Linked DNA regions of Homo sapiens: region 2 is linked to region 1. A link is a contact called in ENCODE Hi-C or POLR2A ChIA-PET data. All regions are on one chromosome and are shown on one strand. The core of a region is the stretch at or near the end of the contact, and the rest is flanking DNA. Distances in the headings are between cores, read along the strand shown.

Region 1 (5,020 bases), core at 1,755-4,254:
TGCGGGAACATGGCTTGCTAGAACCTCCCGCTCTTAGAGCCCGCATCTACTCCTACCTTCACTCTGTGGATTCAGGAATCGAATGTGGAACTCTAGAATGAACTGCAGAACCTTAGAAAGCTAGGACCTCTTCATTCTGAAACCCTGGTATTCTAGAAGTGCTGTTTTCTGTCTCCTTAAAAATACAAGAACTTCTAGAATTTGCCATCATAGATTTCAGATTCACGGAATGATAGAATATCCAAATCCTAGCAAGGAGAACATTAGTGCAATTAGAATCTTCAGTTTTGGGGACTCTCACCTGTTAGACCAGAGGTTGGCCAAGTTATGACCTGCAGACCAAATCCAACCCACCATCTGTTTTTGTAAATAAAGTTTTATTGGAACATAGCCACATCCATTCATTTATAGTGTCAATGGCTGCTTTCTGGCTACAATGGCAAAGTGAGTAGTTGTGACAGACTGGCCCTCAAAGCCTAATATTTACTATCTGGATCTCTACCAAAAAAAGTTTGCCAATCCCTGTTCTAGACCATCTGTGTTCTGGAATGGAATCTGGAACTCTAGAATGGAACCCACACACTTTGGGGTTCTAGCACCTTGGTATTCTAGATGCTCTATGTTCTATCTCCTCGAAAGATGAGAATGTCAGGACTTTATCATTACAGAACCTCAGAAGATTCTGGCTTCTATCGTACTGTAGAATATTCAAATGTTGGAATCTTAGAGCCTACGACTCTAGAAAACTTAGCATCTCTGATCTTGGAATGTCAGACTCTAGAACATTAGAATCTGGGAATTCTAGATGTGCAGAATTCCCAGAATTCACAGGTGCTCCATCAACTCTCTCAGATTATCTAGTTCAGGAATGGCAGTGTGGTGGCCCCTTGGCCATCCGGTCCATGGCCACCTTAAAAGCATGATGCTCCGGCCAGGCGTGGTGGCTCACGCCTGTAATCCCAGCACTTTGGGAGGCCAAGGCGGGCGGATCACCTGAGGTCAGGAGTTCGAGACTAGCCTGGCCAACATGGCAAAAACCTATCTATACTAAAAATACAAAAATTAGCCGGGCATGGTGGTGTGAGCCTGTAATCCTAGCTACTCAGGAGGCTGAGGCAGTAGAATCACTTGAACCAGGGAGGTAGAGGTTGCAGAGATCGAGCCACTGCACTCCAGCCTGGCAACAGAGCGAGCATCTATCTCAAAAAAAAAAAAAAAGAAAGAAAAAAAAAGTGCAATGCTTTAAAAAACAAATGTAGAATCTGATTGTCTATGGACAAGTTCGTGGTCTCCAGTTAGCTACAGCTTTCCAACCTCAGCTGCATATGTGTGTGTGCACATGTGCTCCCTGTTATATTACATTTGTGCTTTCCATTCTCACATGACCTCTCTGGTCCCCAAAGGCATTTTAGTTTAATTTCATTTTATTTTATTTATTTATTTTTGAGACAGAGTTTCGCTCTTGTCACCCAGGTTGGAGTGCTGTGGTGCAATCTTGGCTCACTGCAACCTCCGCCTCCCGGGTTCAAGTGATTCTCCTGCCTCAGCCTCCTGAGTAGGCTGGGATTACAGGCACACACCACCATGCCCAGCTAATTTTTGTATTTTTAGTAGAGACGGGGTTTCGCCATGTTGGCCAGGCTGGTCTCAAACTCCTGACCTCAGGTGATCCGTCTGCCTCAGCCTCTCAAAGTGCTGGGATTACAGGTGTGAGCCACCGTGCCCGGCTGGCATTTTAGTTTTCAATCCCTAATCTAGTACAACCTCTTTATTTTCCAGAAGGGGAAACAGACTACAGGGGTCTGTAAGTAAAGAAGGGGTTCGAGAAGCCAGGGTTTCTACATTTACAGTGGAGTGGGCGTCGATGCGCAGGGGACACTCACTCCGCATGGCACAGCTGGAACGGAGTGAACTGGAGCTCCAGGTTCAGGCAGCTCTCTGTAGGCAGGGCACAGGCAGGTTAGCATGGGGGACCTGCTGGGGACTCTCTCCCTCCTCCCGTCCACGCCTCACTCACGGGCAATAGAGTCAAGGTTGTACTCAGAGCCGGGCTCGTAGTCGCAGTAAATGTTCAGGAAGGGGCTGCCCTTGTCCCCTGAATCCTGGCGGAGGACACGGGGTTCAGGGGAGGGCAGGGGTGGCAGGAGGGATCCGGGGCGGCTCAGTGGAACTCACCATGTGTGTAAGGAGGAGGGCGAAGGGAGGTGGAGGGGGCTCTAGGTACCTTGATGAACGTGATCCCCACAACCAGACCCCGCTTGGGGGGTGACTTGTTGAAAGTGTCGATGGAGACAATCTCCGCATCCACTGGGAGGGGAGAGTTCTAAGTTCAGTGTCAGGCAGACTCATGCTTCCAATCTCCCCAACATGGTGAGCTCTGGCTACCGCAATGATCATGCCCTCTGGTCTGAGTCCTGACCACCATCACCTGATCTCTGTTCCCTGGGTACTAGGGATCCTGACCTGTAAGTCTGAAGAATCCTGAAACCCTAGGCTCATCCGGGCCCCAACTATGCCTGCCCGCTGATCCCAGTGACCCCCTTAAAACCACCTGATCCCATTCTTCCAGCACGGTGACCCGGCTCAGACAGAGCCTCAGAAGCCTTCTCAACACCACGTTCCAGGCCCCCGCCCCCCAGCACCATAGCGCCACCCACCGGGAATGTAGTTGAACTGCAGCTCCTTGGCCACTGGCCGGATTTTCTGTCGGAGGTCTTGGTAGCGGAAGCCGAGCACCTTGCCTTTAAGGGTGGCGGCCAGCAGCTCCCCGCGCCCGCCGGCGCCGCCTGCCAGCCCGTACACATTGCTCTGCGACGAGAAGCGCGTGAAGCTGTCCTCGCGCAACGGACAAGGCCCCGCGGCCACGGCCGCCTCCCCCATCATGCCCCTCAGTTAAGCACCCTCTCCGCAGCCCCCGCCCCAACCCGCACTACCCAACCTACGACTCTCTAAGCGACCTGAACCGCCGGGTGCCCGGCCGTTGCGCGGGCTGATGACGTACGGAAGCTGCCGGCGTTGCCCTCTCCCAAGATGGCGGCCAGGTCGCCTGCTCGGGCCTCCCAGGCGACTTTGCCCCACTGCGCCCGCGCTCTCTTCTCCTTTCCATTTCTGGACCAAGGGGCTGCCATAAGGAGTCTGTGACTAGAGATGGGAGGTGGTGGCCACGGCCTCTCGCTGTATGCTGTGTGGAAGGTCGAATCATCATCATCATAAAACTTAATATTGCCCTTATGTGCCAGGAACTACTGTAAGTGCATTCCATCTAATACTTTATTAAAAATTCGCAAGGGGGTGGAGGTAGGTACTTAAATCCATTTTAGAGATGAAGGAATTGAGGCACAGAGGGGTAAAGTAACTTGCCTAAGATCACACAGCTAGTAACGAGCGGTCAGTACTGGAAACCAAACAAGGTAACTCCACAGTTCACTATTTTTTTTTTTTTTTTTTTTGAGACGGAGTCTTGCTCTGTCACCCTGGAGTGCAGTGGTGCGATCTCGGCTCACTGCAACCTCTGCCTCCTGGGTTCAAGCGATTCTCCTGCCTCAGCCTCCCAGCAGCTGGGATTACAGGCGCCACCACACCTGGCTAGTTTTTCTATTTTTAGTAGAGATGGGGTTTCGCCATGTTGCCCAGGCTGGTCTGGACCTCCTGACCTCAGGTGATCCGCCCACCTCGGCCTCCCAAAGTGCTAGGATTATAGGCGTGAGCCCCCTTGCCCGGCCTATAGTTCATAATCTTAACAGTATCACCTTTAAAATAATTAATACATTCTTCTTGCCCCCAAGGAAAAATGATCCAGCTATAATAACCACCTCCTTTATCGAACACCTACTTGGTGACAGTCATGCTGGCTCTGATAATCTGATTCCTTACAACTGTTCTGCAAGGGCCTACTGTTACCCTCCCTGCCGGTTCACTTATTCAGGATTCATTGAGCTTTTACTATGTGCCCGGACGTCCTTTGCAAATCTGTCTCACTAATCTTTGCAAGAAAGAAACCTCTACAAAGAGGTTTATTATCCCAGTTTAGAGAGAATCAAATGGAGGCTCAGAAAGAGTAAGTCCACTGACTGATATGCTAGCAAGTGGTGGGGACAGGATGTAAACCAGGTGTTTCCGACTCTGGGGCCTTCAGGGGTTCCTGTCTGTGCTGCTTTGTCCCTAGAAGGCCATGGAGGTTTGGGTACTATGTGCACATCTGTGTATCATTTCCAGAAGACATGGGTTGGCCAGCTGTCCTGGACACCTCGAGCACACACAGACTGCAAGCTCCATGAAGGCAGCAGGCTGATCTCCCTTGATCACGGCCTTATCGCCTGTACCTGGAACACAAGGCCTGACACAAAGCAGGCATTCAGAAAATATGTGTCAAAAATCACAAACTATGTGCTGAGCATGTAAGAGACAGCTCTTACATGATGGAAAGTTCTCAAAGGCAGACTGGATAACGGAGGTGGCAAGGAATTTGTGATGATTCCAGATTTCTGGATGTGGAGAGTAGAAGTTCCTGGAGGGCAGTCTGGGAATGCCGTCAGTGCTGCTGTATTCCCAGGGCCTGGCATGCAGCAGGTGCTTAGTGAATATTCGCTGAGGGAGTGGCACGTGGGTCTAGTGCCACTTCAGCAGTGCGTTTCCTTCAGGCGTCTTCCCGCCCTAGTAACCTATAAGCCACATGTTGAGCGGATGAATGAAAAAATGAAGTTACAGGTTAGGAAGGAATCATCCTGTTAAGAGGTTTCCAATCCTAGCTGCACACTTGAACTGCCTATGAAGTTTTAACAAAACAAACCAAAACAGGCCGGGCCTGGTGGCTCATGCCTGTAATTCCAGAACTTTGGAAGCTGAGGCAGGCGGATCAACTGAGGTCAGGAGTTTGAGACCAGCCTGGCCAACATGGTGAAACGCTGTCTCTGCTAAAAATACAAAAATTAGCTGGGCGTGGTGGCGCACGCTTGTAATCCCAGCTACTCGGGAGACTGAGGCAGGAGAATCGCTTGAACCCGGGAGGCAGAGGTTGCAG
Region 2 (5,020 bases), core at 1,364-3,863, 6.5 Mb after region 1:
CTGGGAGGCCAAGACAGGAGGATTGCTTGAGGCTTGGCGTTTGAGACCAGCCTGGGCAATATAGTAAGACCCCGTCTCTACAAAAATGAAAAATGAGCTGTGGCGTGGTGGCTCACGCCTGTAGTCCTAGATACTCGGGAGGCTGAGGCGGGAGGATTGCTTGAGTCCAGGAGTTTAAGGTTGCAGTGAGCTATGATTGCACCATTGCACTTCAGGCTGGGCCACAGAGCAAGACCCTGTCTCAGAAAACAGAAAGAAAGAAAGTCAAAGAAATAAAGTCAAAGACAAGAAGGTGATACAGAGAAGACAGAAAAGGAGGAGGAGAGAGACTGACAGGTACACAAATCAGAGAAGTCCCAGAGATAACAAAAACACAACCACAGAGATAGGGAGACGTAAGCCGGAGAAAGACCCAGAGATTCGCATAGAAAGCAACGTGGAGACTCAGAAGCAAGCACAGCATCAAGGAATGATCAATAAAAAGAAAAAAAAATATTTCCTGAGGACTTCCAAGTACAAGGCCCTGCAATCTCAGGCCACTTCTGTCCCATCTCTGCCTTCAGAGGGGGGGACAGGTAGTCCAGACAATTAGAATACAGAGGGGGCTGTGTTCTGACGGGGCCACGCGGGCATTGAGGAAACGCAGCAGGCCCCTCCCCTAGCTGGGGCGGGGATGTCTGTGTGCCATCATCTCACTCCATCTGGTCATTCCTTTGCCCATTCATCCATCCATTCATTCAAGTCACCCCATGCACATTTTCCAAGACTGCCTGTGACCTGGCCCTGTGCCGGGTAGAGCTGAGGATGCCAAGGTGAATTCCTCCTGTGCCTGGCCCCGGCCCCAGTCTGCTGGAAGAACCAGACACAGACAATCACACTGCGGGGAAACACGTGCTCCATCGGAAAAGTCCAGAGCAGGGGGTGGGCAGAGAGGCCCAGCGTGCACCAGAGCCTCGCTCAGGTCAGCGCCAGGCCTGCCTGGAGCAGCCAACTGTGGGAGAAGAAGGAGTTGGTGAAAGGTGGGTCCCACCTGGGCCGTCCACAGAAGGGCTGAGGGGTAGGGGGTGAGGGGTTGAAGATCAGGCCCTGCCGCCATGCCACACGGCTGTCCTCTGTCCCTGCTCCTGGGGGAGCTGAAACTGCATGGAAGGTCCCCCAGGGGTGCCCCGTCTAATAAACTCGATGAAGAGGAGTGCTGCTTTCATTCTGTGCCCCTGACAGCCGGCCCTGCCCTGAGGCCTGCGCTTTCTCCAACATGGAAATCAGGCCTTCCATCCTTCAAGACCCAGGGTTCTGGCCCCAGTCTCCTCCCTGAGGCCCAGGACTCTGGGTCTGCCAACGCCTTGACCAGGAGTCCAGGCTCCCCGGCCCTCCTCCTCCCTCAGACCCAGGAGTCCAGGCCCAGCCCCTCCTCCCTCAGATCCAGGAGTCCAGGCCCCCTGCCCCCTCCTCCCTCAGACCCAGGAGTCCAGGCCCAGGCCTTCCTCCCTCAGACCCAGGAGCCCAGGCCCCCAGCCCCTCCTCCCTCAGACCCAGGAGCCCAGGCCCCCAGCCCCTCCTCCCTCAGACCCAGGAGCCCAGGCCCCCAGCCCCTCCTCCCTCAGACCCAGGAGTCCAGGCCCCCAGCCCCTCCTCCTTCAGACCCAGGAGTTCAGGCCCCAGTCCCTCCTCCCTCAGACCCAGAAGTCCAGGCCCCCAGCCCCTCCTCCCTCAGACTCAGGAGCCCAGGCCCCCAGCCCCTCCTCCCTCAGACCCAGGAGTCCAGGCCCCAGCCCCTCCTCCCTCAGACCCAGGAGTCCAGACCCCCAGCCCCTCCTCCCTCAGACCCAGGAGCCCAGGCCCCCAACCCCTCCTCCCTCAGACCCAGGAGTCCAGGCCCCCAGCCCCTCCTCCCTCAGACCCAGGAGTCCAGGCCCCCAGCCCCTCCTCCTTCAGACCCAGGAGTTCAGGCCCCAGTCCCTCCTCCCTCAGACCCAGAAGTCCAGGCCCCAGTCCCTCCTCCCTCAGACTCAGGAGCCCAGGCCCAGCCCCTCCTCCCTCAGACCCAGGAGTCCAGACCCCAGCCCCTCCTCCCTCAGACCCAGGAGTTCAGGCCCCCAGCCCCTCCTCCCTCAGACTCAGGAGCCCAGGACCTAGGAGACCAGGTTCCTCTCCTCTCAGATCCAAGATTCTGGGTACCCAGGCCTTCTTCCTCTACCACTCAGAAGTGGGGTACCGAGGCTTCTTCTCCCTTAGGGACCCAAGACTCCTGGCCTCAGGCCCTCCTCCCTGAGACCCGGGGCCCTGCCTCCCGCCCCTCCTCCCTGGTAACCCCAGTCAGACTTGCTGCCCCGCCCGTCTCCTGCTGCCCGGGAGACTGCGGAGCTGGGACTCTCGGCGCCGCTCTTGCCCCTTAGTGAAATGAAAGTCCCATCAGGCTCGGCCCCTTCCTCCCCGGGCGGCCTCCCTCCCCCCTTCCTCGTCCCCTTAAAACACCCGGGATCCCTATGGCAACAGGCGCCGGGCGACAGGTGCGGGTGTTATTTACGGGTCAAGCCCGAAATAGCCCCGAGGGTGGAGGGTGGAGGGTGGGGGGTGGGCGGGTGGGGACGAGGCCGGGCGCGGGCGGAGGCCAGGCCGGTGGCGGTGGCGGGCACAGCCGGACGCTTCGGAGGCAGCGCGGAGCTGGGGTCGGCGCGGGGCCGAGGCAGGAGAGCGAGAGGGGCCCCTGCTCGGGAGTCGGGGGTGGGAGCCCCGAGGGGGGGCCCTGGCCTGGGGCTGAGCCTGGCGCGAACCCGACCGGGAAGGCCCTGGGAGCCCGGGGGAGGGAGACGGACTGATCCCGAAGGGGCGCAGCGTCTCTTGCGGGTCGCGGTTGGCCTTTGAACCCTGGGGGGACTCAGTCCTGGTTTTCCGAGCCGCAGTGCGGACCACAGCCCCATAGTGTGAGCCCCAGGAGGGCCCCCGGTCCCATCTGCCCCAGCCCTCGGGGAGGCCCCGTAGCCTCCCGCCTCTGGACTCCACTCTGTCTTCCGGCCACCGGCCCCTTTTCCAGGCTCAGTAGAGACCTCGGATCTTTTCTGAATGGCAGGGGAGACCCCTATCCCCTTTTCCTGAATTCCAGCGAGGCCCAGTCCTCTTCTGAGCCCCAGCCAGGGCTCTGTTCTTCTCCTTCTGTGGATGCCGGGGTCCTACTGCCTCTCTTGAGACCCGGATTGAATTCCGACCTCCCCTTGGGAGCTTCCCGGGACCCCAGGTCTTCCTTTTCCGAATCCCAGAGGGTCCCCAAGTCCTCTGTTCTCAAACTCTGAGCCCAAGGGAACCCCGGCCACATCTCCTCCAAACACACACAGGACCTCAGGTCCCTTCCTGGGTACCCCAAACTCTTAGCCCTAGTGGGGTGCTCAGATCTCTCAGGAAAACCAGTTTCCCTTTTGTTAACCCCCCAGCGGGGACCCCAAAGCAGCCCCTTGGAGCTGCAGGGAGCTTCAGCGGGCACCAGTTCTCATTCCTCTGGAGCTCTTGGGGGGACTCCCTCCTGGGAAGCCGAATTCTATCTCTAAACCTCAGGGTGGGGGCCTTGTTTTTCCTCTGGGCCCCGTCTTCTTTGCCAAGTTCTTGAGGGCAACCTAGACCCTCCTCTGAACCCCAGAGGCTTCCCCAGCCCTGGGGATCATTTTTCTCTTCTGAACCCCAGAAGCAATCTCGACTTTCGCATTTGAGATTCCAGACAGGACTCGGCTCTCCCTCTTTCATACCCAGGGGAAACTGAGTCCCTCACCCCCTTCAAGACCCCAGGCCGCTCCTCGCTCCCGCCCCTCGAGGCCCTTCGCCGGCTCTGCCTCCTCCCCCTTCCCGACCCCACCGGCCATAAGATGATGTGGTCCAACTTCTTCCTGCAAGAGGAGAACCGGCGGCGGGGGGCCGCGGGCCGGCGGCGGGCGCACGGGCAGGGCAGGTCGGGGCTGACGCCCGAGCGCGAGGGGAAGGTGAAGCTGGCGCTGCTGCTGGCCGCCGTGGGCGCCACGCTGGCGGTGCTGTCCGTGGGCACCGAGTTCTGGGTGGAGCTCAACACCTACAAGGCCAACGGCAGCGCCGTGTGCGAAGCGGCCCACCTGGGGCTGTGGAAGGCGTGCACCAAGCGGCTGTGGCAGGCGGACGTGCCCGTGGACAGGGACACCTGCGGCCCCGCGGAGCTGCCCGGAGGTGAGCAGCCGCCGCCCCGAGCGCAGGGCTTGCGTCCCACGGACAGGGAGGGAGAGGGGCCCGTGTCCGAGGAGAAAACCCGCCCCAGGGACAAAAGCCTGAGCCCGGAGGAGACAGCTTGCCTCGCAGTAAGCGCCAGTGCCCACTTCGTCCTCTGCTCTCAGAAACTGCTGAGAGATAGAGGGATCCCCCAGATATGGCCCAGGTCCCTCACGGGCCTACCGCCAGAGAACCTGTGCCTTAGAGCTTGCTTTCCTGCTACAGACTGTACCCCAAGACCAGAATGTGCCTACAGGGAGTCTGTGCCCCCAGGCCATCCTGTACCCCCAGACCAGGCTGTGACCTGAGACCCCCTCAGACGAGTCTGTACCCCTATTCTGCACCTCTAAAGAGAGCTTGTGCCCCCGCCTACAGCCTGTGCCCCAAGACCATCCTGTACCCCGACTATCCTGTACCCCCAGATGAGCCTGTGTCCCCAGCTACAGTTTCCACCCCCAGACTAACATGCACCCCTAGACCAGTCTATACCCCCAGACCAGCCTGCATCCTTACACCAGCCTGTGCCCTCAGATCAGCCTGCACCTCCACACCAGGCTATGGTCCCAGATGATTCTATGACCCCCAAAGTCCCTGCCCCCACACAGCCAATGTTCCCAGGCATCGCTGTGTCCCCCCAGACCAGCCTACAGCTCTAGAGAGAGCCTGTGTCACTAGAAAAATCTTGCCTGTGTCCCCAGACCCAGCCTGTGATTCCAGACACAGCTGGTGTCCTCAGATAGCCTGTGCCCACCCCAGACAGCCTGCACCCTCTGGAAGTGCCTGTGCCCTGGAGACA

The links. A loop is a pair of places that touch in the nucleus more often than their neighbours do. ChIA-PET counts read pairs that join two places held with the same protein, here RNA polymerase II (POLR2A).
Region 2: a loop to region 1 is called in a map of gastrocnemius medialis, with 9 times the contacts of the local background. The contact joins the promoter of CACNG6 here to the promoter of NAPA-AS1 in region 1. A Hi-C loop is called at or near these places in 1 of 168 maps with a recorded cell type or tissue (gastrocnemius medialis). POLR2A ChIA-PET finds 5 or more read pairs at or near these places in 1 of 52 experiments (PC-9).

The regions. Positions count from the first base shown.
Region 1 is chr19:47,481,278-47,486,297 of GRCh38, forward strand. NAPA-AS1 (NAPA antisense RNA 1) reads left to right here and starts at 3,005. Exons shown (of 4, transcript NR_038452.1): 1 at 3,005-3,247. KPTN (kaptin, actin binding protein) reads right to left here and starts at 2,942. Exons shown (of 12, transcript NM_007059.4): 1 at 2,658-2,942; 2 at 2,225-2,307; 3 at 2,018-2,102; 4 at 1,884-1,938. The coding sequence starts at 2,883. It also overlaps a transcript of NAPA not described here. RefSeq lists enhancers at 2,867-3,156, 3,187-3,316.
Region 2 is chr19:53,989,024-53,994,043 of GRCh38, forward strand. It overlaps CACNG6 (calcium voltage-gated channel auxiliary subunit gamma 6), which reads left to right and starts at 2,614. Exons shown (of 4, transcript NM_145814.2): 1 at 2,614-4,185. The coding sequence starts at 3,855. It overlaps CACNG8 (calcium voltage-gated channel auxiliary subunit gamma 8), which reads left to right. Exons shown (of 4, transcript NM_031895.6): 4 at 1-1,192.